Linked DNA regions of Mus musculus: region 1 is linked to region 2. A link is a loop called in an ENCODE intact Hi-C map of the cell type or tissue named here. Cell type or tissue: left cerebral cortex. All regions are shown on one strand. Each heading gives the region's core, and the rest is flanking DNA. Links, peaks and the distances in the headings are about the cores only.

The links. Hi-C counts contacts between places; a loop is a spot of excess contacts. Peaks named below come from ENCODE experiments on the same cell type or tissue, not always from the same donor. Only the 100,000 strongest peaks of a DNase experiment are listed, where the experiment ranks them.
Region 1: a loop joins it to region 2, with 2.5 times the contacts of the local background. A loop is called at or near these places in 6 of 42 quality-filtered maps.

Annotation. Positions count from the first base shown.
Region 1 is chr1:55,145,913-55,158,397 of GRCm38, forward strand. Mob4 (MOB family member 4, phocein) reads left to right here. Exons shown (of 8, transcript NM_025283.3): 4 at 2,407-2,449; 5 at 2,636-2,722; 6 at 4,234-4,313; 7 at 5,059-5,170; 8 at 6,763-8,987. The coding sequence ends at 6,894. Among named protein-coding and RNA genes, the nearest start is that of Mob4, 21 kb to the left of the region's middle. In left cerebral cortex, for the core only: no CTCF peak of the experiment used is centred there; a DNase peak (open chromatin) is centred at 10,511.
Region 2 is chr1:55,080,324-55,092,808 of GRCm38, forward strand. Hspd1 (heat shock protein 1 (chaperonin)) reads right to left here and starts at 7,609. Exons shown (of 12, transcript NM_010477.4): 1 at 7,456-7,609; 2 at 6,443-6,618; 3 at 4,210-4,462; 4 at 3,402-3,484; 5 at 2,744-2,839; 6 at 1,735-1,828; 7 at 1,337-1,505; 8 at 750-849; 9 at 1-24. The coding sequence starts at 6,616. It overlaps Hspe1 (heat shock protein 1 (chaperonin 10)), which reads left to right and starts at 7,825. Exons shown (of 4, transcript NM_008303.4): 1 at 7,825-8,089; 2 at 8,728-8,892; 3 at 10,390-10,479; 4 at 10,747-10,994. The coding sequence starts at 8,087. The coding sequence ends at 10,797. In left cerebral cortex, for the core only: a CTCF peak has its summit at 5,909 (motif pointing left); DNase peaks (open chromatin) are centred at 6,571, 7,326 and 7,838; H3K4me3 peaks cover 3,438 bases; H3K27ac peaks cover 1,681 bases.

The DNA.
Region 1 (12,485 bases), core at 3,090-11,089, 67 kb after region 2:
GGCGCACGCCTTTAATCCCAGCACTTGGGAGGCAGACGCAGGTGGATTTCTGAGTTCGAGGCCAGCCTGGTCTACAAAGTGAGTTCCAGGACAGCCAGGGCTATACAGAGAAACCCTGTCTCGGGGAAAAAAAAAAAAAGGTGTCATTTTAGTATGATCTATCTTCCTGTCACAGTGTTATTTTTATAGTCTTAAGCATAGAATTACCCAGGAAAGTAAGTAAAATCCTAAAAAAATAAAAATGTATCCTTTGCTTTTTGTTTTCTTCCATTAAAATATATTTACGTAGGCTGGGCATGATGACAAAGCCAGATTTCTGTGAGTTTAAGGCCAACCTGCCAGCAGGTACTACATAGTGGGAATCTATATCAGATAAACAAAGTGATACATAAAAGTATGCTTAAATAAATAGTGATTTTAATTAATAAGTTTCATATAAGTCTTTTTTCTTTTTGGTAACCTGTTTTATCTTCTAAATATAAGGCTTTAATATTGCATTTTTGGGGAACCAAAGTGTTTTTGTTTGATGAAGAAACACTAGTGACTCTACCTTGATAGAGTGGAGTACATACCATAGGTAGGGTTTTTAGAGTGAACACATTCAATAGTGTGACAACTATAAAATACATTTATTTTTATTACAGAGGATTGTCTTACATCAAATGTCTACCTAAAATTGTCTGACATTCATTATAATTTCCTTTATTTTTAGTATATTGAAAACTATTGAGAACCGGGCCTGCCTGGCACATTGATCTTAGAACTTGGGAAGTGAAGGCAGGAGCTGAAGTCATCCTCAGCTGCATATCTAGTTTAAGGGCTGAGACTATCTCAAAACAATTTTTAAGAGTAGTAAATGGATTTTAGGCATTGTATAAGCTTTACAGTTTTTAGTTTTAGAAAAAATGAATATCCTGGAAATTCTAACAAAAGTCAGGAAGTTACATTTATACATTCAAGATGTATGTATTACATACATTCTGATATGTTTTCATCTATGCATGTAAACAGTAGTGAAATGAAGGACTTAAATTTTGTATATTGTATGTAGGATAGCTTTTGAAACTTCTGTTATTTATATTTTGATGTGCTGGGAAGTGAACCTAGGACCTTGTGCATACACACTAGGTTCACTAGTGCTCTTACTAGTCGTGGTCTCAGCCCAGACTCTGTAGTTGCTGCTCCTTCTCTGGATATTTTGTGTGGTGATGGTGGTGGTGGTTTGTGTGTGTGTATTCCCTCATGGATATGTGTACAAGGAACCATGCGTGTGCATTCATGTGTGCATGCCTGCCTGCATGTTTATGTGTATATGAGTTTGCGTGTGCGTTCATGTGTGCATGCCTGCCTGCGTGTTTATGTGTATATGAGTTTGCGTGTGCGTTCATGTGTGCATGCCTGCCTGTGTGTTTATGTGTATATGAGTTTGCGTGTGCATGTTTATGTGGAGACCTGAAGTTGATATTGAGATTCTTCTTTGATTTATTGCTACCTTATTTGTTAAGACATAGTCTACCATTGAACTAGCTTGCTCAGGGCATCCTCCTTCTCTACCTTTTAAGTGTTAGAATTTCACAAGGGAGCTGGAGAGATGGCTCAGCCGTTAAAGGCTAGGCTCACAGCCAAAAATATAAGAATTTCACAAGAGCCACCATGCCCACCTGGTGTATTAGTCCTGACTTTTTTTTTTTTTTTTTTTTTTTTTTTTTTTTTTTTTGGAGGGGGTTGGAGTGGATTAGGGACAGGATCTCTCTCTATGTAACCCTAGCTGTTTTGGGAACTCATTATATAGAACAGAGTGGCCTTGAACCCACAGAGATACATCTGTGTCCTGTCACCACTCACCTCACCTGGCATGATTTAGTGTTTGTTGTAGGTTTTTGTTTTTGTCTCAAGACAGGATTTGTCTGTGTGGTTAGCCTCAAGAAATCCACTTGCCTCTGCCTCCTGCGTGCTGGGATTAAAGGCGTGCACCATCATACCTGGTTGGTTAAGTATGAAAGTTCTAATCTATAAAAAAGGTTTAGACATTTTTTTATGTATGTAATTGTACATAGAAAACACCTACATAATTTTTATATAACTAAAACATCTTTCATGTTTAATCATACATATCAACAACTTCCTATCCTTCAGTTGATCATAATCAGAAGTCTTACCACATATACACGGTTAATGTGAACACCTTTGTAACATAACTGTATACAGTTCTGAAAACTGCATTACAATAGATTCTCAATCAAAAAGTACTTGTTTTTCTAGAGTCTTGGTGAAATTTCTAAGTACTATCCAGAAAAATTAAACAGATTTTTATTGTATAAAAGGATAACCAGCTTGACCACCTTAAAAAATAAAAGAAGAAAATACACAAAGCCTGGATAATAAATGTGCTTTTTGCATTTTTAGGCAATTCTGCCTTGAACTAAATGGACTTGCTGTCAAACTTCAGGTAGTATTTTCTTTATGTTAAAGCTGTAATTCAAAGTTCTCATTTTTAAAAATGATTTTGTATGCTTAGATTTTTCCAGTGTTTCCTATTATCCTTTTTATATTTTATATAGAAATATTATAACCCAAATGACCATTTTTTCCATTATCATTCTACATATTAAAAAAATAAAATTATTTTTAACAGAGTGAATGCCATCCAGATACCTGTACTCAGATGACAGCAACTGAACAATGGATTTTTCTTTGTGCAGCTCATAAAACTCCAAAAGAGGTGAGAATTGAGAGCTTCCAGTACCTGCTCATTGGCACCATTACTTTGGGCCTGAAGTGAGGCCAAACATCTCAGATGGGAGCATTTAGGGAAGCAAGTCTGCTTACATGGCATCCAAGAAAGAGAGTGAAGAGTCAGGAGCCCAGTGCCCTCAAAGACACTGCCCATGGCCTGCTTCCTCCAACTCGGCCTCATCTCCCAAAGTTTCTACCACTCCTGAGAGACTGGCCAGCTGGGACCCACATCTTCAGGAGATAAGCCCTTGGGGAACATTCCATATCCATATATGAACAGAAATATTGTGGAATGTAGTGGGTGTAGTTGTACGATATTATACTTAACACTGCTGAATTTGTTTAATATCTGTGGGTGTGATGTATGTGCAGTTGTGTGTACATGTGTGTACATGCACCCGTGGAGATGAGAGAAGTCCATAACCCTATACTCCCATGAGGCCTGTCTTTCAGTGAACCTGGAGCTAGGCTGGCAGCCAGCAAGCCCTAGAGATCCCCTTTCTCCTCCCCCACCGCCCAGACTGTGCTTAAGTTCCAGGTGCTTCTGGGCATGTCAGCGTTTATGTATATGTTTGGGATTTGATCTCAGCTCCTCATGATTACACTTAGCCACCGATCATCTTCCCAGACCTCCAAAACTGCTGAACGCAACATGAGGGGGGGGGGAGAGAATGAGTTAATATGAATGAATATGAGAATTCTGCATGCATGCATGTATGTTCATACTGTGGCACAAGACAGACGTCTGTAGAACAACTACAACCTTGTGCAAGTCATGAATCATCCAGAGTTCCTGCTTCTCCAGTTCTCCTGAGGGTTAGAGTGGGAACCCAGTGTTCTTCCTGTCCCCAACACTGTTTCCTTAGGGTTAGCGTCGGAGTGAAAGTAGGAATTAGCTAATGTATCTGCTAGAAGCCTGATGATACAACTCACAGCAACAACAGCTTTATTTATTGATGGGATGCACTTCATGATCATTCTGAGGTCGGAAGACACTGTTTCTTCGAGTATGTTTGTGTCTTTAGAATAAGATACCTGACATGGTTAATTGTATACTTGCTTGGATTGAGACCAGGCTTGGAGATGAATAAAGGATGTGGTACATCAGAGGGCATTTACAGATAATTAAATCATGAGAGCCCTGACATAATAAATGGTTTAATACCTCATAGATATAAAGTTTGAACAGTGTTGAGAGATGGAGAAAATGGGACGGCTGAATTTGTTTAGAAGCAGGATGCTGGAGATTGATGGTCTCTGAAGGGCATTTTCTCACCTTACCCCTTCCTGTTGTCGACCTGCTTCCTGTCTGCTGTGAGTTGATGATTCCTCCCTCCACAGCCTTCCCACCATGGTGGATTAAAACCTCTAAAAAGAAACCTTCCTTCTTTATGTGGCTTCTGTCAAGCGTTTGGTTACTGTGGTAAGGAAAACTAGAAAATATTACCTAAGAAAAGAGAGGCCTTTTGTTAATGAATTTAATTTTCTCTTTTCTAGTGTCCTGCCATAGATTATACAAGACACACACTGGATGGTGCTGCATGTCTTCTGAATAGCAATAAATATTTTCCCAGCAGGTAAACAAAATCTTTAAATATGGTATTCAGCTTTTTTTGGGTTTCATTTAAAAGATTGATGTTTGAAAATTAAAGTTAGGGTTTTGGTTATAATTTTTTTTATAACTATATAGTTGACTTGTTCAGATTGAGTTTGAAATTAAGGTGTGGTTAAACATCAGAACTGTCTCCCTCCACTCATAGACTAGTGTAGTCAATGGAATCCCTGCTGCTCCACGCTGCTCCTTCTCTAGGCCACTTCTCAGCAAGCAGTAGAATCTGCTTCCCCTGATAAAACAAAGGAGCACACTTGCTTAAGGGAGACTGCTGTTTTTCCTTATTTTTGCCTGTAGCAAAACATTAGCATATATTTAATTATACATAATAATGGCATCGTTATGACATGCGTGTATATCCTGCATTTATCATATACACTGCGTTTTGATACTGTTCACTCTGTTGCTCTCTTACCTCACTCACCCCTTTCAAAACTTCCCAACAGGCCCCCTTCTGTTTTCCTTGTTTTCTTCCTCTTCCTCCCTCCCTCTCTGCAGCCCCTCATCTTTTGCCGCAGTAACTTTGATTAGGGTGGCTTAGATACATGGATGGGAGCTGCTTACAAAAGCCTGTGCACTGCAGCCTTGATCCAGATGCTGCTCGGCCTTGGGTATAGCCAGTACCAGACTTGGGAATCGACAAGATTGCATTGTATGTTTCTAACATTTTGTCCAACCTGTGAATCTTTTGGTTTCTCTTCTTTTTTTAGGGTTAGCATAAAAGAATCATCTGTAGCAAAACTAGGATCAGTGTGCCGTAGGATTTATAGAATATTTTCACATGCCTATTTTCATCACCGGCAGATATTTGATGAATATGAAGTAAGTATATGTCTCAGCTTGCTTAATATTTCTGTGCTAAAGACCATGACCAAAAACAGCTTGGAGAGAAAAGGGTTTATTGCCACTTACAACTCTTAGGTTACACTCCATTACTGGGAAAGTCAGGGCAGTAACTTAAGGCAGAAAATGGAGCAGAAGCCATGGAGGACTACTACTGCTTATCTTGCTTCTCCTGGCTTCCTCAGCCTGATTTCTTTTTGTTGTTTTGTTTTTTTGTTTTGTTTTGTTTTTTGAGATAAGGTGTCTCATAACCTTGACCAACATGGAACTCAGTATGTAGACCAGGTTGGCCTCAAAAATCTTTTTTTTTTTCTTTCAGTTGTTACAGAATTTCTTTCTTTCTTTTTTTAAAATTGGATATTTTCTTTATTTACATTTCAAATATCCCCTTTCCCAGTTTCCCCCAGAAACTCCCTACCCCCCTTACCCCCCCCCCCCCCCCCCCCGCTTCTATGAGGGTGCTCCCCACCCACTCCCATCTCCCTGCTCTGGAATTTCCCTACACTGGGGCATCAAGACTTCACAGGACTAAGGGCCTCTCCTCCCACTGATGCCCAACAAGGCCATCCTCTGCTACATGTGCGGCTGCAGCCATGGGTCCCTTCATGTGTACTCTTTGGTTGGTGGTTTAGTCCCTGGGAGCTCTGGGGGAGTCTGGTTGATTGATATTGTTGTTCTTCCTATGGAGTTGCAAACCCCTTCAGCTCCTTCAGTCCTTTCTGTAGCTCCTTCATTGGGGACCCTTTGCTCATTTCAATGGTTGACTGGGAGCATCCACCTCTGTGTTTGTCAGGCACTGGTAGAGCCTCTCAGGAGACAGCTATATCAGGCTCCTGTCAGCAGGCACTTCTTGGAATCCACAATAGTGTCTGGGTTTGATGACTGTATATGGGATGGATCCCCAGGTGGGATAGTCTTTGGATGGCTTTTTCTTCAGTCTCTGCTCCACACTTTGTCTCAGTATTTTGTTCCCCCTTCTAAGAAGGACAAAAGCATTGCACACTTTGTTTGGTCTTCCTTCTTCTTGCGCTTCATGTGGTCTGTGAATTGTATCTTGGATATTCCGAGCTTTTGGGCTAATACCCACTTATCAGTGAGTGTATACCATGTGTGTTCTTTTGTGACTGGGTTACCTCACTCAGGATGATATTTTCTAGTTCCATCCGTTTGCCTAAGGATTCCATGAAGTCATTGTTTTTAATAGCTGAGTAGTACATTGGCCTCGAGTTCTTAGAAATCCCCCTGATTGAGTGCTGGGATTAAAGGCTCAACCTGCTATCTTATACATCCCAGTAACATCTGCCTAGGGATGGCACTTTGTACATCACTCAAGAATATATGCCAACAGGCTTTGCCTAAAGCCCAATCTTGTGGGGCATTTTCTCAATTGAGATACCCTCTTTCAAGATGACCCTAGCTTGTGTCAAGTCAACAGAAAACTAACCAGGACGGTATGTCAAAAATTATCGTAATACATTCTTGTCAAGATAGCAGTAAAGTGTTTTGATATTACTTCTATCTAGCCTATTGATTTTGGATAGTAAATGGCTTTTTTTCCTTTCTTTCTACAGAATGAAACATTTTTATGTCATCGGTTTACCAAATTTGTGATGAAATATAATCTGATGTCGAAGGATAACCTGATTGTACCAATTTTAGAAGAGGAAGTTCAGAACTCAGTTTCTGGGGAAAGTGAAGCATGAAGGAATCACGTAGAACAATGTACTGATCACATAATTAACAATGATGTACTGTATATATATCATTTTAGACACATCAATCATGTATCCATATTATAGCTTATTTGTTTAGTATAGGTTTTTGTATGCTATGTGTTGCCTTTTTAAATGGGAAATACATTTTAAGTTATTCATGAGCTGTATATTCACTGGTGTGGCACTCATGGTTTTTAAATCAGTTTAGTATTATCTGTTGATAATGCCTGTTAATAAAAGACTTTACAGTTTGGTAAATGCTGCTAAACAATCATTGGACCCCAGTCCTTCCAATCTATAAACGAATGAGCTTGTGTTTCACACAAGCACCTAACAAGTACTAAAGACAGCATATTTGCTTTGTTTTCATCCCTAAGTTTTAATTTAATTTAATTTTAGAAAACTCAGTAGTATTCCATCTATACTGTTAACTTTTCCAAAATGAGATAAAAGTGTTTAAAAGTTCTGTCTATAGCATTTGATCTGCATAACGATTATGTGTATGTTCAGAGGAACTCGAGGAGCTGTTAGTGATACTTAAGCTCTCTCCTACATAAAGTGTACTCCAGGCCAGTGTACTTGGAAACATTGCCTGTTTTGTGACAGTGGATTATTAAGTCCATGGTGACAGTGACAAGGCACAAACGTGATGTTCCATGGACTTGCCCCCTCTTGTTTCCCTTAGTCCTCTGGGAAGTACACTAGTCAGGAAATTTATTTACCGAACTATAGTTAGTGATGGCGCTTCCCTATTTATATTTGTATTAATTGCTTACAAAGCATACCTCATACTAGCAGTGATGTTACACTACAGGAAAACTGTACTGTACAGGAAAACTGTACTGCCTACCTTTGATTTTTGAAATTGTTGTAACTACTTAGAAAATAGTCCTTAATATAGTTTGACTTTTCCTTTTAGTAATATTAATCTTTTCACCTAACCCTAGGCAGCATTAAATAGATATGAAAAAAGATAGTGTATTAATTTTATTTTCCCTCCTTAAAAGCTTATTATTTGAATTATATGCACATGTAAGACTATTTACAATAATTCACAGGTTAAGTGGTGTTGATAAGTGGTCATACTTTGATTTCTTATTTCATCGTCTTAAGAATTTAAGTGCAGCCGGGCGGTGGTGGCGCACGCCTTTAATCCCAGCACTTGGGAGGCAGAGGCAGGTGGATTTCTGAGTTGGAGGCCAGCCTGGTCTACAAAGTGAGTTCCAGGACAGCCAGGGCTACACAGAGAAACCCTGTCTCAGAAAACCAAAAAAAAAAAAAAAAAAAGAAAAGAAAAGAAAAAAAAAAAAAAGAATTTAAGTGCAGACTTACATAACATGACATGATTAGTGGAGTTTCTCATTAAACGCTGAGGTCTCTATGCCACACTGTAACAAGGCACTAAGACAGAATAGAGACCTGTGCAGTTGGGACAGCTGAAGCCATCTTTACCAATTTAACAAAAGAAACTTCATTTTTATTTAAGAGCTATTTGCGAATGAAATTGAAAAATGCATTCATCTTGTTTGTTTTTCTAATTATTTGAAGAAATGATTTGTATTGTATTATAAGACAAGTATACACAGACAAATTGGGAAATGACAGCACACTGAGAGTGTGTGTAGAGTTGACGCCTGTCAGAGCCTGTGCTGTGCCAGTGGTCACGGTCATCACTGTACCTGAGCCCACAGTTATCTTCTAAGAAGTTATGTTTGCAGTGAATAGAACATTGACTGAAATTAGGTGTTTATATTACTGTCACCATGAATCATTGGGGTTAGTAATTTTTAAATAAACCTGGTAAATATCCGAGAGACTAACCTATACTAAGTTCATAAATTATACCTAGTGTAGCAATGTTGCTGTTCTCTAGTTGGAGTCTCACGGTGGGTTTCTGTCATCTGACTGTTTCTCAGGGGACAGTTACGGTAGTGATTGGGTTGTGGGTGTGACTGAGTAATTGGAACACTTTGTGAATATATGGCTTAGTGTTAACAGGAAAATAAAGTATGGTTTTCTTTTTATACTTACTCCACCCTCCCTGTAGTATGTTTGAAATTGATCATAAATCTGCAAAAGCATCAGTTTGTATTCTTGCTTTTGTATTCATACTGACTCCTCACTAACTCTTGTACATAAGATCTCAGTGAGACAGTGTGTGTTTTAATACTAGTTACATAGTTTTGAAAATGCATATATACATGAGTAGTAGTTTAAAAAGTGGCTGGAGCCAGAGTGGTGGGGCACACTTTGAATCCAGCAGAGAGAGGGAGAGACAAGTAGGTCTCTGAGCACAAGGCCTGTCTGGGCTACATCAAAGGATCTCATGGGGCCAGCAGGATAGCTCAGCAGGATAGCTCAGCAGGATAGCTCAGCAGGATAGCTCAGCAGGATAGCTCAGCAGGTAGAAGTGATTGCTAACAAGCCTGGGGACTTCAGTTTCATCCCCAAAGCCTACATGGAGAGAGCCTTACATGGAGAGAGCCTTACATGGAGAGAGCCTTACATGGAGAGAGCCTTACATGGACAGATACAACTCTTGCGCGTTGTCCTTTGACTCTGCATACCATGGCTGGCATGCACCTACCCACACAAAGTCCAAGTTTTTAAAAATTAAGAGATGATTGATTAGTGAGGCTAAATGTCAGGAAAAATAGGAAGGAGAGAGCAGCTAGCAAGATGACTCTGGGTAAAGGCCCTTCTGTCAGACCTGGTGACCGGGATTCGGTGTCTGGAATGTACATGGTGCTAGGAGAGAACTGACTTCTGCAGGTGTCCTCTAACTGCCACACGTTCTGGCATGTGCTAGCCCCCAAAGAAATGAAAACGTACATTTCTGAAAAGAGTCTATTAAAGAGCTGAGGAGATGGCTCAGTTGGTACTTAAAGTACCCTGTCTCAAAAGAACAACAACAAAAAACCCAAAACCTGAGGGCCTGAGTTGGCTCCCAGTACCAGGGTAGCATGCTTGTAATCTGTAGAGGAGGCAGATTTGAGGCAGGTGGATGAGCTTGCGTGCTAGACAGCCTAGCGACTTGGTAAGTTTCAGGCCAGTAATAATCACTGACCAAAACCCAAAACCACAGTGACATACAGAAACAGCACCGAGTGTAATGCCACCAAGGGACATTACAGAGATGCCCTTTGGCCTTCACATGCACACACAAGGTTATGAAGCTCTGGCAAATGATCTTACAGAGCAAGTGTCCTACGAGAAGTGCAAAGTCAACGTTATAGCTTAACACATACAGTGGGCTTGGTGTGCATACAGAGCCTATACAGAGATTCAGAAGTTAAAGTTGGATTCTCCTGCTAGATATGATGGCTGAGTGTTTGAAATCTCAGAATTTGAGAAGCTGAGGCAGAAAGCTCAAAATTCAAGTCCAACTTGAGCTATATTTATTGTGTTCCAGGCTAGCCTGGTTTACAGAGTAAGACTGTCTCAAAAATTAAAAGCCGTATATATTCTTTTTCATACAGACCACGTTGATGGGGCTGGAGAAGGGCACTTAACTGTGCTTTACTGCCCTTGCAGAGAACCCAGGATCGTTGTCAGTACAACATTGCCGCTCAAGACCTCCCAGAATTCCAGTTCTAAGAGATACGACCTCCCTCTCCCAGTCTCCGCTGGCCACAGATGGTGCACATACATATAGGCAGGGAAAACAAGCATGAGAAAAGTGACAGTTCGCCCTTTCTCCTCTCCTCAACCACTTATGTTGCCATGTAGGCGTGTCCATTTTGTTTTCTCTGGCTTCAAATGTTAAATTTTCATTTCTAGAACAGTTTTTTGGTTAAATTCCTGGGGGAAGGTGAGGAGTAAGATAGGTTTCGTGTAGCATAGACTGGCCCTGAGTTCCCTATCTTGCCTCTACCTCCCAAGTGCTGGACTTGTATGTATGACACCACTGTGTTTGGCAAGTTCATATTTTCCCTACCTTTGTCCCATTCTCACTTCTTTTCCTCTCTCTCTCTCTCTCTCTCTCTCTCTCTTTCTCTCTTTCTGAGACAGGGTTTCTTTGTAGCTCTGGCAGTCCTGGAACTTGCTATATAGACAATCCTTGCTTTGAACTTAAAGAGGTCGGCCTGCCTCTGCTGCAGAGCGCTGGGGTAAGGGACATGCACCACCATGCCCAGCCTTCTCGGTTAAAATATTGATTGATTGATTGATTGATTGATCTGCCTGCATGTCTGTTCTAGGGTGCCAGATGAACTGGAGTTACAGTTGTGAACTGCTGTGTGGGTGCTGGGAATTGAACTTGGGTCCTCTGGAAGAGCAGCCAGTGCTTTTAACTGCTGAGCCATCTCTCCAGCCTCTCAGTTAAATTCTTAATGACTTGATATTTTAGTATCTAAGTAAGATAAGTAGAAAACCATGATTGTATTGTTAGTAATACTGTATTGTAGACATCCATTGACTGGTCAAGTTCATTTTGCAATAGAACTGACAGCCCTCAACCTCATGGTTAAGCTTTTAGTAAGGCAGGCTATGACGGCACATGCCTAGTTAACTCAGGAGGGTGAGGTAGGAAGATGAGAGTTCTAGGCCAGCTGGGGCTATGTGGCAAGCAGGATGGTCTCAGAACAAGGGACACGGGAAGCTGGGGCTCAGAGATGCTCAGTGCAAGCATTGGGGGTTTGAATTCAAGCTCCTAGGACTCACTTAAGAGCTGGGTTTAGTGCCACTGATCCCAGCACTGGGAGGCAAAGATCGTAGAGCCCTGTAGACAGCTCACTGCAGCTCAGGTGCCAAGATGCAGGTTCAGAGATGGAGACTGGGTATGGTGACGCACGCCTTTAATCCCAACACTCAGGAGGCAGAGGCAGGTGGGTCTCTGAGCTCAAGGCCAGCCTGGTCTACATAGAGACTTTCTAAGGCCAGCCTGGTCTACATAGAGACTTTCTAAGGCCAGCCTGGTCTACATAGAGACTTTCAGGACAATATGGAGATACATAGCTATCTCAAGTCCCCAAAGATGAAGGACTGCTAGAGGAAGACACCTGGCATTTACCTTTGGTTTTCACAGATAGACAAATGGGCAGGTACACATCCCATCTGCGTGTGTATACACCACATATACACCATTCGTACACACGTGATGTTTTTGTTTGTGTGTGTCCTTGGGCTTGGTGGCATGCCTTTACCTGCTGAACCGTCTTGCTGGCCCTTACTTTGTTTTAAGCATGAATTGCCTCTCAGGTTCTCCAGCTGCTCCCACTTGTATTCTGACCCAAAGTCTGCATGCTTGGACTACACTGTAACCCAGCCAGATACAGATTTGAGCCTTGGGCATTGGCAGACACTAATAGCAGCATTTAAGTTATCTCCCAAAATGGTGAAAGAAATTGGCTATATCCCTCAAACTGATCCTCAAACAGAGGATCCTCAAACAGAGGATTGGCTCTCCTGCTGTAGACAAGCCTCGGTGAATCCATTTTTTCTTGCTGTCTGTCTAGAGAACTGTTTCCATAAGAAATGCTGTGGACTGCTGGGCATTGTGGAATCTAAACTGAGCCTGAGTCAGAATGGTTTGGGCATTTCCAGTTCAGTGGGAAGGAACACTTTGAAGTGAACCCAAT
Region 2 (12,485 bases), core at 1,995-9,994:
ATTCAACCCCTCTTCTCCAAACACCTATAAAAGCAGTGTGCTATTAGTGGCTTCCATTATACCAGGCTTATTACTATATGTCACAGATATTTTGTAAGAAGAAACAGCTTTTCAGGGCTAGCAAGATGTCTCAGCAGTCAAGAGCACTGGAAGGCTATTCTGCTCTTCCAGGTGTCCTGAGTTCAAGTTGCAACATGGCAGCTTGCAACTGTCTATAAACTGCAGTCCTATGGGACTGGATGGACGCCTTCTGGTATGCATACACCATACAAACAGGCAGACAAAACATCCATATACATAAAGCTTAAAATATCCAGAAAAAGAAATGCTGTTTTTCTTTGAGATGTCAAGACCACTGGTATACCAGAACAAAATCACTTAAAGTTTTGAGAAGAATGTTTAACTATGTCCATTCTCACGCCAGGCTCAGCAAGTTAGAAACATGACCTTAATCCAATACCTGTGTACCAAGCAAAAAAATAGCAAGCCAGGCGTGGTGGCGCACGCCTTTAATCCCAGCACTCGGGAGGCAGAGGCAGGTGGATTTCTGAGTTCTTGGCCAGCCTGGTCTACAAAGTGAGTTCCAGGACAGCCAGGGCTATACAGAGAAACCCTGTCTCCAAAAACCCAAATAAATAAATAAATAAATTACTTAGCAACAGTCCTATCTATTTATGAAGTATACATTGTATTTGCAGCCTGGAAGCATAGACATCACTAAGCAAAGCAGTATGACAAGATTTACTTACTGCACCACCAGTAGCAATAGCCATATCTTTAAGCTGGTTCTTCCTATTGTCCCCAAATCCTGGAGCTTTGACTGCCACAACCTGAAGACCAACTTTTAGCCTGTAAAGAACATTTAACTGTGTAAGATGTAAACTGAAGGGGGAGTTGGGAGAAAGCATCTAATTTAGTTCCTGGTAAGTTCTAGTACTATATACAACTATTAGTACTATATAACTCTATCCCAATCCTACTCTTTTCCCACAACTCCTGGTCTGAAAAAAGACAAGATGGGGACCTCTACTCATCAAATCTTGTTCCAAGCAGATCCCCTTCTTAAACAAATGCTGCCCTTATATTGCAGACACAGTTGTGAGTCAGTACTAACCATACCAGTGTTAAAAGACACGTATAGTTCTCTCTGGGAGGCTGTGGGAAGCAGCGGCTCAGGGATTATGCACATTTGAGACCGCTTTAAGATGGACTCATAATGCATAGAGCACTATATCATACACTACACCTCTAAGACACACAAGCAAAACAGGGAATTAATTTTAAAAAGCAACAGCATTCACCTTCTACCTAAAAACATAACAACCCAATCTATTACCTGTTCAAAACCAGCGTGCTTAGAGCTTCTCCGTCAACGTCTTCGGCGATTATGACCAATGGCTTCCGATGAGCATTAGCAATTTCAAGAGCAGGGACAATGGACTGAACACTGGAAATTTTCTTTTCACTCAACAAGACATAGGCATCTTGGAATTCACACTTTTGACCTGTAAATACAGAGAGCAGTAAAACCAAATTCTAACAGTACTGAGAAAATTAACAATTTACTTCCACAATGAGACCAGTAACTCATGATCTTTTCTTCATTTACTGAATCATTAATGTTTTGAAATATCACAATTTTTATTGTACCACCCACATCCACTGCCTACAGCTGACAGTAAGTTTATAGCTTAAAGTATAGTGTAAAGATTTCATCTCTGGACCAGCTCTTACCTTTTGATGTGTTAATAAAATACGGGGAAATATATCCTCTATCAAACTTCATGCCTTCAATAATTTCTAGCTCATCATTCAGGGTTTTTCCATCCTACAAAGTCAAAGAATTAGAGGCCAGTTAAACCTAAAGATGGCTCAGGGGTTAAGAACACTTGCTGTTCTTCTCTTTAAGATATGCTTATTTTATGTATTTTATGTACTCTATCTCCATGTACACCTGTGTGCCAGAAGAGGGCACCAAATCCCATTATAGATGGTCATAAACCAGCATGTGGGTGCTGGGGATTGAACTCTGAGCCATTCAACTTTCCAGCCCCATTTGCTTTTCTTGAATAGAACCGGGTTAGGTTCTCACACCTACATAATGGCTCTCAACCTCCAGGGATTCTGCTGTTTCTTCTGGGTTCCAAGGCCCCAGTACACATATGGTGCACATACATACACATGTGTGCAGACAAACACTCATACATAGAAAATAAAAATCTTTTAAAACAAACACAAGCCTATTTTGGACTATCTACAAAGTTAAGACCCTGTCTCATAAACATGAGCAAACCCAACACTTGAAATTATATACCTAACTAGCAAGAGATGGCATAGGCATTAAGGGGTTCAACATGGAAATGCTGCACAGCACCTTTAACTACACTCCCACCAAAATCTCAAGACACACACTAAAGCTGAGCACAGGAGCACATGCCTTTAGTCCCCATGAGATGATAGAGGGATCCCTCTAAGGTTGAAGCTTAAGAGTTCCAGGCCAGCCAGGATTACAGAGTGAAGCACCAGCCTATTTACAGCTAGCGGAGAGCTAATAAGTTAGATGAATTCATTGTTAAGAGGCAAAGCTCCCGATTCAGACTAATGGTGAGCACATACTACAGATGTTAAGACAGAGGAATGAATTGTGTGGGCACAAACAAGAGATTCAAGTTTTTTATTTGGAAAACAGGTGACAGATACCCCATTGAAGGTACTATCAAAACGTATCAAATCCCATACTTGCCTTCACTGTGATGACACCCTTTCTTCCAACCTTTTTCATTGCATCAGAAATGATGTTCCCAATGTCTTTGTCTCCATTTGCAGAAATTGTAGCAACCTGAAATAACCAAGTTACTTCAAAATTAAATACTGATTAGTATTTTCAACTTTGACACTCTATACTAGTACTTTACAGTTAATAGTAATTTTAATGAAGTCCTGGTTAAATGGAGACACACCCTCAGTCCTTCCATTATCTGACAAAGTAAGAATAAATAAACTAAAGGGGCTGGAGAGATGGCTCAGTGGTTAAGATGACTTGCTGTTGTTCAGGTCAGTACCCAGCATCCACACAGTGGCTGGCAACTGTCTCTAACATCTCCTTCTACGGGTTCAGGCATGCATATGGTGCACACACAAAAAAATACTTGTCTGCTATGCTTCAAGGGCTAGGTTTGAACCCACGCAGCACAGAGTACACTGATATCACTAAGAATATCTGCACAATAACACAAATCTTACTTACAGCCACATACAACTACAACAACAAGCCACCTATTAAGATCCAAATTAGTAGGCATGGCAGTGATGAGCCAAACACTCTGGAGGCAGAGGCAGAGGCAGGGGAATTTGAGTTCAAGGCCAACCTGGTCTATAGGTTGAATTAGTAAAATTCTTACCTGAGCAATTTCTTCAGGGGTTGTCACAGGTTTAGACTGTTTCTTAAGTTCAGCAATTACAGCATCCACAGCCAACATCACACCTAGTTCAAGAATGTATGTTACTAACAATGCTTATCAAGGTCCCCAAGTATAAACTTACAGACTCTTTTAACATTTACATGTAACCTCGTGCCAGCACTCTCCTAACTGTACCAAACAACACAGTATGCACTCAATCAATCTCAGAATTTCATAATTAAGTTGAAAACCAACAACATTTTGAAAACTTGACCTAGATGTTGTGTGGTGGCTCACACCTGTAATCCCAGTACCTGACTAAGACTAAAGACTAAGACAGAATGGCTAAAAATTTGAGACCAGCATGTATTTATACAGGACACCATGCCAGGGAAGGCTAAGACCTACTCATTCTTGGCTGCAGAGATAGCTTAAAGGTTAAGAGTACAGGGTCTTGGTCTGGGTGTGGTAGTGCCCACCTTTAATCCTAGCACTCTGAAGGCAGAAGAAGCAGGCAGATCTCTGAGTTTGAAGCTAACTAGCCTGGTCTACAGAGAACCCTGAATTTTCACTTCCATTAATTGAGACAAGTTAAAAAACAAGATGTGGAAGATGGTCTAGGGGATAAAAGTACTTGACCCACAAGCCTGAATGAAGCCTCAGTTCCACCTTGGAAACCCACATAAGTAAGGAAAGGGCAATTCCACCAAGAATGAACACTCACAAACTCTACAACGAATGTAATAAAAAGGACAAAGATAAAGACAACAGAATTCTTTACAGGATAAGATCAATGATATACTCTTACCTCTCCGGATTTCCACTGGATTAGCCCCTTTGCTGATCTTCTCAAAGCCCTCCTTGGCAATAGATCGTGCCAGAACAGTGGCAGTGGTGGTGCCATCCCCAGCCTCTTCGTTTGTGTTATTGGCAACGTCCTGAACAAGTTTAGCTCCAATATTTTTGTATTTATCCTTTAAATCAATTGACTTTGCAACAGTGACCCCATCTTTTGTTACTTTGGGACTTCCCCAACTCTGTTCAATAATCACAGTTCTTCCCTACAGCGACAGGGAAAAAAAAAGCAACCCTCAATGATAACCCTCAAATTTGTCATTTTTAACCATCCTGCAACATGAATCTCAAAGCCACGTTAATCAACCATCTTAGGTCTATAAAAAATGAGCACTGATCATTTGCCAGGAGTCCAACATTGAATGAAGCACAACAGGAATTCCCTGGTACTAACAGATGCCACCCATAAAACAAGAAAGCACAGATGTTAATCGCCAAATCCCAGAACACTCTTCACATCATTTGCACTTGAGTTTTGGCTATGACCTAGGTTTATTTTGTTTTCTGAGACAGGACATTTCTGTGTAGCCTTTCCTGTCCTCAAACTCACAAAACACAAAGATCTGCTTGCCTCTGCCTCCTAAAGGCTAGCTGGAATTAGAGGCATGCACCACTACCACTACAGCCCTGCTTATGAACTATTTTTAAAACATGTTTTGCTTTAAAATTCATTCACTAAATATCAGCCAGTAAGATAATGTGCTTTTCTGGTTCGCTCAATAAAAAACTTCAAATATGACACCAACAAGTATTGGCAACTTTTGGATTTGAACCAAACTTCTATTGTCTTGAGCTATGTAAACAGTTCTTAAAGATGCAGGTTTTGGGGGGGGGGGTGCATGTGTGGAAGACTTTTGGGATAGCATTGGAAATGTAATTGAGGAAAATACGAGAAAAAAAAAAAAGATGCAGGTTTTTTTGTTGTTTTGTTTTTCAAGACAGGATTTCTATTGTTGCCATGCTTTCCTGAAACTTAGAGAACTACCAGCCTAAGCCTCCTGAGTGTTGGGATTATGCAGCTCTTTAGACCAGTTTAGCATTAATTTAAAATGACTGTGCACCACATCCAATGGTGTCCTCAAAGTACTATAGCTCCCTATTCAGCCACACAAATGTGTGATCACAACCTCTGATCTTAGCACTGCTCTGAGTTCAAGGCTGACTTGGCCAGCTATGGTTAGAGACCCTGTGAGTATAATACTGAATTCCTACACTTGAGATGTAAGTTGTTCAAGGACAGCCTTGCCACAAGGGAGTTAGAACTCAGACTAAGCTAGTGAGACTCTCTCAAAAGCAAAAACTGGACAATTTTTTTGCAATGTGAAAATTGTAGCAATCACGAGGTGTACAATGAAGGGACGAATGGAAGACCACAAAGGTTTTCTCCCAAGGGCAAGTGAAAACAGTCTGGTGATATGTGTTGCAGAAGCTGGTGGATGGATCGCTCTGAGTCTCAGGACAGTCTAGGCTACCGGAGAAATGCTGTCTTAAAAACAAAACCCCCAAACAACAAAGCCCATAAAGTAAAGTTTGTAAAGATGGCTCAGCGGGTAAGAGCACTGACTGCTCTTCCGAAGGTCCCAGCAACCTTCAAATCCCAGCAACCACATGGTGGCTCACAACCACCCGTAATGAGATCTGACACCCTCTTCTGGTGTGCCTGAAAACAGCTACAGTGTACTTACATATAATAAATAAATCTTGAAAAAAAAAGGTTTAGTTACTTAAAAAAACAAAACAAAAAACACAGAAACCAATGATTCTATGCTAGTGCATTTTGCCTTATGTGTTGGAGTATTTCAGCACAATGAGTGAACTCTCACATTACAGCTATATACTTTGAGGTATTATTAGACTTAAGTTGTACTTTCCCCTCTATACCCTCTAACTACTGGGACGAGATCCAAAATTTAATGCAAGCATGCACAAAATCATGACTATAGTTTGAAAATCCTCCTTGAGATATTACTACTCTATTACATCACAATGTACAAAAGTCCCCCAAATCGCCTGGAGCAGTAGTAAGGACACCATGGTGGTAGAATGACCAATAGACCTCCTGACTAAATAACACCTCTAGACCACTAAGTTGTACCACATGCAAATTAGATTTTTCACAAAACTTGATAACAAATTGCTGTCTTGCAGCTACTATATTCTTTAACACCATTTAAGTATACTGGTACCTTTGGCCCCATTGTAACAGCTACAGCATCTGCTAAAAGGTCTACACCTTGAAGCATTAAGGCTCGAGCGTCCGCACCAAATTTTACATCTTTGGCATAGGCCCGAGTGAGATGAGGAGCCAGTGCCCGGGACACTGGTCTCATCTGGCGAAGGACTGTGGGTAGTCGAAGCATTTCTGGGGAAGGAAAAAAGAAAAATCACTACAAACTTGTCCAACGGTGCTTCAAAACATGGGAGGCTAGATTGGAGCTGGGCTGTCCTCTGCTAACCACCATGCCTGGGCGCTGCAGATTCAGGGCATAATCTGCTAGCCAACTGATCATGGAGGCTGACCCCAAGCCTGACCAACAGCATAAGCACAAAGCACAGAAAACCACATCCCCATGGCCACCCACTCTGCCCTCTCAAGTTAATCTTTCACTGCCAAAGCGGCCTTGGGAGCAGATCCACTCCGAAAAGTGTCCAAAGGAAAAAAATCAAGTTGGTGCAAGCAAGGCAGGTTCTAAATGCAATTGCCTAGAGAACTACAGAAGTACTCATGACGGTGCAAAACCCTCTGAGTGTGTCGCCAGGTATCCACCCGAAGCTACGGTAACACAGCAGCTAGCAAGGCCGGAGGAAAAGACAGTAGGTCAGTCCAGCCTCGCGGCCCCACGTGTCTTCCCGACCAGGAGCCCCGAGCAAGGTCAAAGTGAACACCGGACCGCCGCGGCCACCGGGGACTAAAGGACCCCGACCACCCTCCCACAGAGTCCTGCAGTGCGCCAGGCGCAGGTGGCACCAGAGGGCCCAAGTTGCTTCCACCCTAGCCCGCCCTTGCTCCGGCGCTCGGCCTGGATCGCGTGGTCCCCGCCACACGTGATGAAACCAGCGTGGCCCCGCTGGGCCTGGACAAGTGAGCCGAGCCTGCGGCGTCGCTGCCAGACTTCTCCCCCTAGTCCTCCGTGCTCGGTCCGCGCTGCAAGCAGCCCCCCGCGAGCGCCGGGGCGCCCTGCACGCCGAGGCCGCGTACCTGCGGGGCGGCGGCAGGAGAGCACGAGGCGAGGCAGGCCGTCTGCGGCGAGTGAGGGACCCAGCTCTGGGCGCGCACCGCAATGAGCCCGAGTCCCCTCCCTCCCCGCCCCGCCCCGCGGCCCCGCGTGTGCGCGCGCGCGCCCCCCGCTCTCTCCCACGCCGGGGCCCTGCAATCTGCATGCGGCGCGCGCGGCCCCGCCCTCCGTACCAGAGCCGCCTCAGCTCTGCGGCCTCAGCCCTCTCCCGCCGCCCTACGCTGGTTCCTGGGCCACGGTCCGTTCTAGAACCTTCCGGAAGGCCCCGCGCGTCCCGTGGGTGAAAGGTCAAGTGGCGTCATTTCCGGGAGGGGGGCTCGTTCTTTCACCTCGGCGGCCGGCCTGGAAAAGCCTAGAAAGTGCTCCCCTTTTCTTCCGCCTCCGGCCGCCCGCGTCGGCCCCCTTGCGCGGAGCCCTCGCCACCAATCGGCGCGCGCGTCGGCGTGGCCGCCCCCTCTCACGCTCGGGGGGCTGAGTGCGCCTGCGCGCTGCGCGGCCTTTTCACGTGTCCCAGCCGGCCAGCAGGACTCTCCTTGCAGCAGCGGCCCGAGTTCAGAGTCCGGAGCTGCGGTGGTGGCGGCGAAGGCGAGAGTCATGGTGAGTGTCTCGTGGTTGGCAGGCCTGCGGGTCCAGTTCGGCCTGCGGCCCACGGCGAACCCTTGTGCGCTTTGGGACTAATAGGACAGGGGTCCGGGGTCTGGTCAGTGTCCGGTGTCCGCCCATGGCTCTGCAGAAGCGAGGCCATTTCTCTCTCCACCATGGCTTTGCCGCACGCACGTGTGCGACAAAGCGTCTGGGGCAGGGGGCGGGAACCCGATGCACACGCAGAAGCCCACCTGCCCTGGCAGGGCTTCAGTGGATGTGTCCTATGTTGGAGAAAGACTAAGATCCAGGCTCGAAAAGTGACGCCACTCCCCCGTTATTCGAATTTTTAAAAAAATTAAAGAAATGTTTGACCTTGGAATAGATCAAGGTGGCGATTGCTGATTAGTAATGAAGACCCCCCCCCACCACCACCACCACACACACACACACACCAGACAGGGAAATGAAACTCAGTTTGTCCTATATAGAGTGGAACACTGAGTATATTCTAAAAGTACACTTGAATTTTCTTGTCCTTTTTGGAACAGGTCAGTTTTGACCTGTTGAGAGTTAAGGCTTGCGGTGGTCTTAACTGTTCGTGTTCTGACACTTCGAACTTACACTCTGTTTGATCACATTTCTCTCCACAGGCTGGACAAGCTTTTAGGAAGTTTCTTCCGCTCTTTGACAGAGTATTGGTTGAAAGGAGTGCTGCCGAAACTGTAACCAAAGGTGGCATTATGCTTCCAGAAAAGTCTCAAGGAAAAGTGTTGCAAGCAACGGTCGTGGCTGTGGGGTCAGGAGGGAAAGGAAAGGTAAACTGGTGCCCCTGGAGTGGTACTGAATTCCAGTGTGATGTGGAAGGAGGGGAATTCCTTTGGTAATTAAAAAAATGAATTACAATGGCATTTTTGGGGGGAAGAATTTCAAGTCAAATTTCAATTCACAAAGAACCTCCCATTCAGGAAAATGACTGTTTTATATTGTTTTAGAATTATTTTATGTTTCTGAAGAAAGGCAAAAGGTATTTGTGTGACGTGTTTGCACATGTCTATATGCTGTGTAGCAGGGGCATCTCCACCTTACTCCTTTGGGGTAAAGTGTTGACTAGTCTGGTTTCTGGGCCTCAACATGTTGCGGGTTACAGCCTTTTTACTCTAGTTTTAGGATCCTGGTTTGGGCTCCCCTACTTTCATAGCAAGTCTACTTACCTGTTTACCCACTGAGCTAACTCTGCAGTGCCCCAAGCTCTAGAGGCTGAAAAGTGCCTGCCTTGATGGTGGCTCATGCCTGTGGCCCAGGTTCTTTGGAGCCTAAGGCAGGTGGACTGTAGAATCTTTTTAGGCCAGCAGGAGGTACAGGATGAGACCATGTCCCAAAAAAGTAAAACAAAATCTTACAATATGAAATAACCTCTGTAGCTATTTTATATCCTGTTCTTCAAATTTTAAATAGACAAAAAGATCGCGCAAGTAGATAAACCCCCACGGCCATTTCAGAGCTGAAGGAGGTATTTATTAATAAGGCACAGAACTAATTCTAAGCACAGGTTGGGAGAAGGGTATAGTGCTGAGGTAGAAGGATCCGGAATTGATGGCCTGTCAATTTTGATATAGACCCTGTCTCCCTCTCCCTTCCCCAAAAAGAAAGGGTGAAGTGGCAGGGGTGGGGGAGCCCAGACACTGAAATAGTTTTAATCTTACACCATTGAGTTTTAGTTGGCATGAGACTTGAGAAGGGAGGTGGAACTACTGTGGGTGTTCTTTACTTAACTAAATCGCGAGAGTATTAGGGGGAGTAGACATTCCACTTCAGTCTCTTGATAGATAACAAGGGCATTCAGTCAGTAAATGTATATTAAACGGAGAAAGGTAATGCCGAATTTTTGTTGAAAGGAATCATACATGATCATTTACCGTCTGGTGGTACAAGCTGCTTTATTTTACTTGGTCTACAGGGTGTGTTAATATTTAACAGTAGAAAGTTAGCCAGCCTTAGTTGTCCACTGAAATGAAGTTTTAGTGAGTGTCTCCTTCATATTGTAACTATGCAATTCTTATATTGTAGGGATCTATATTTAATGTAAATTATATTGCTTAACCACTAATTAGGTACCTAAGAACATACTGGTTTGGGCACATTTCATTAATTTAGTGATTTAAAAGTTACAGAGTTTAATGTGACTGGTTAATGCCTATAATACAAACCTGAGGCAGGAGGCCCCTGGTGTGCATACTGAAACAAAAAGTTCACTGTGTGTCTAATGAACAAGACAAGCAGACTCTTGGCTAACAAGTGACTGTTTTCATCAGAGTGGAGAGATTGAGCCTGTCAGTGTGAAAGTTGGAGATAAAGTTCTTCTCCCAGAATATGGAGGCACCAAAGTAGTTCTAGATGACAAGGTAAGTCAAGCTAAGAATTTTTATTTTATCTATTTTTTTTTTAATTTCGGGGGAGGGGGTGGTTCAAGACTGGGTTTCTCTGTGTAGCCTTGGCTGTCCTGGAACTCACTCTGTAAACCAGGCTGGCCCCGAACTCAGAAATCCACCTGCCTCTGCCTCCCAAGTGCTGGGATTAAGGTGTGTGCCACCACTGCCCGGCAAAGCTAATAATTTAAAATGAGTTATATTTGCTATGACTATCTTAACCAATAGTCTCTTTATTCACAGGATTATTTCTTATTTAGAGATAGTGACATTCTTGGAAAGTATGTCGACTGAAATCACTGTTGAAATGGTGTCACGTGAAGCTGCCATTCCACTGATGTCTGAACTATTTCATCATGTAAATAATTTCCATGCCTCCCTTTTATAATAAACAGATGATGCCTAAACTGACAGCCATTGTCTCTGACCTTTAGTTTCACTGTACTGTTACAAACATTTCCAAATAAAATGATGTAAATGAGTGGACAGTCTTTGGTAATTTAAGGTCGTTTTCTTCCAAGGAAGCTGCGTAGTTAAGAGTTCTGAGAAATAAGGATTTTCTAGGTAAATGAATTTTCGGGATGAATTTGGCATTATTACATAGATGAATAATATAAGCCACGGGAACTTGTACTTAGATACTGTCTTAGTTTACATTCTATTCCTGTAATAAACTGCTGACTAAATGCTACTTGGAGAAGAAAGTGCATCTCAGCTTCAAGTGTATTACAGGAAACTGGGCAAGAGCTGAAGCAAAGACAATGGAGGAATGTTACAGCTTCCTCCCCTTCTCAGCCTGCTTCCTTACACAACCCACTGCCACCTGCCGAGAGGTGGCATGACCCAGAGATGCTTCCCACATCCATCATTAAGATTCTGTGCCATCAACTTTCCTATGGGCCAATTAATGAAGGCATTTTCTCAGTTGCAACTTCACGTGAAGTTTACAGTTCCTGGGTGACCCAAGGCTGTGTAAAGTTGGAGGTGGAGGGAACAGACAGAAAGTAAAGTTAGCAGCATTGTAAAACAAGTATGAGAAGCATGTGGTACAAGTCCTCTGGTTACAGCGATTGGGGTGGCCTTAAGCTTTTATTTTTGGAAAATTTTGTTTTCTGAGCATGTCTTAATTTCCAAATCATAACCAAAATTTGTATGGAAAAAATAAGCACAGGACCAGGCAAAGATGGCTCATCCCTTTATCCCAGCACTCAGGAGGCTGAGAGGCTTGTGAATGCAAGGCCAGCTTGGTCTGTAGTGCAAGGTCTAGGATAACCAGGGCTACACAGGAAAACCCTGTCTCTGGGGGTAGGGGCTGGGGAGGAAGCCAGAGACATTGCTCCCAGAGGACCCAAGACCCAGATTTGGCTTGCAGAACCTGGATGGTAGCCCACTCCAGGGCCTTCAAGCCCTGCCTGTGTGTACGTGGTGCACTAACAAGCAACATTCATGAATAAAATCCAGTTCAAGGTAATTAAAAAATACTGAGTTTTTTGTGGTTAGCAGCACTCCCAAAAATGTTTTTGTTTTCTTGTTCTAGGATCTAACATGACCTGCATGCTAGAGAAGCTTTCGACCACTGAGATAAACCTCTAGCATTCCATATTTTGAATGCAGTTAATTTCAGAACAAGAGGGCATAAATCATAATTCCTTGTGTGTCCTTCAGTATGGATGTGGGTGTTTACATGTTTAGTGCTTTTGATATGCCAAGGCCTAGTTATCAAATTTAGATAGAATATGAGTTCTTAGAAATCCAAGTGAGTCATCAGTTTTATACTCTGGCAGACATAGCTAACAATGTTCTTGGAAATTAATCTTATTAGCACAGTCCTAACTGACCTAGAACTTGTGTTTACCAGGTGGGACTTAAGATCTGTTTATGTGGGCTGATGAGATGGCTCAGTGGTTAAGAGCACTGATTGCTCTTCCAGAGGTCATGAGTTCAAATCCCAGCAACCACATGGTGGCTCACAACCACCTGTA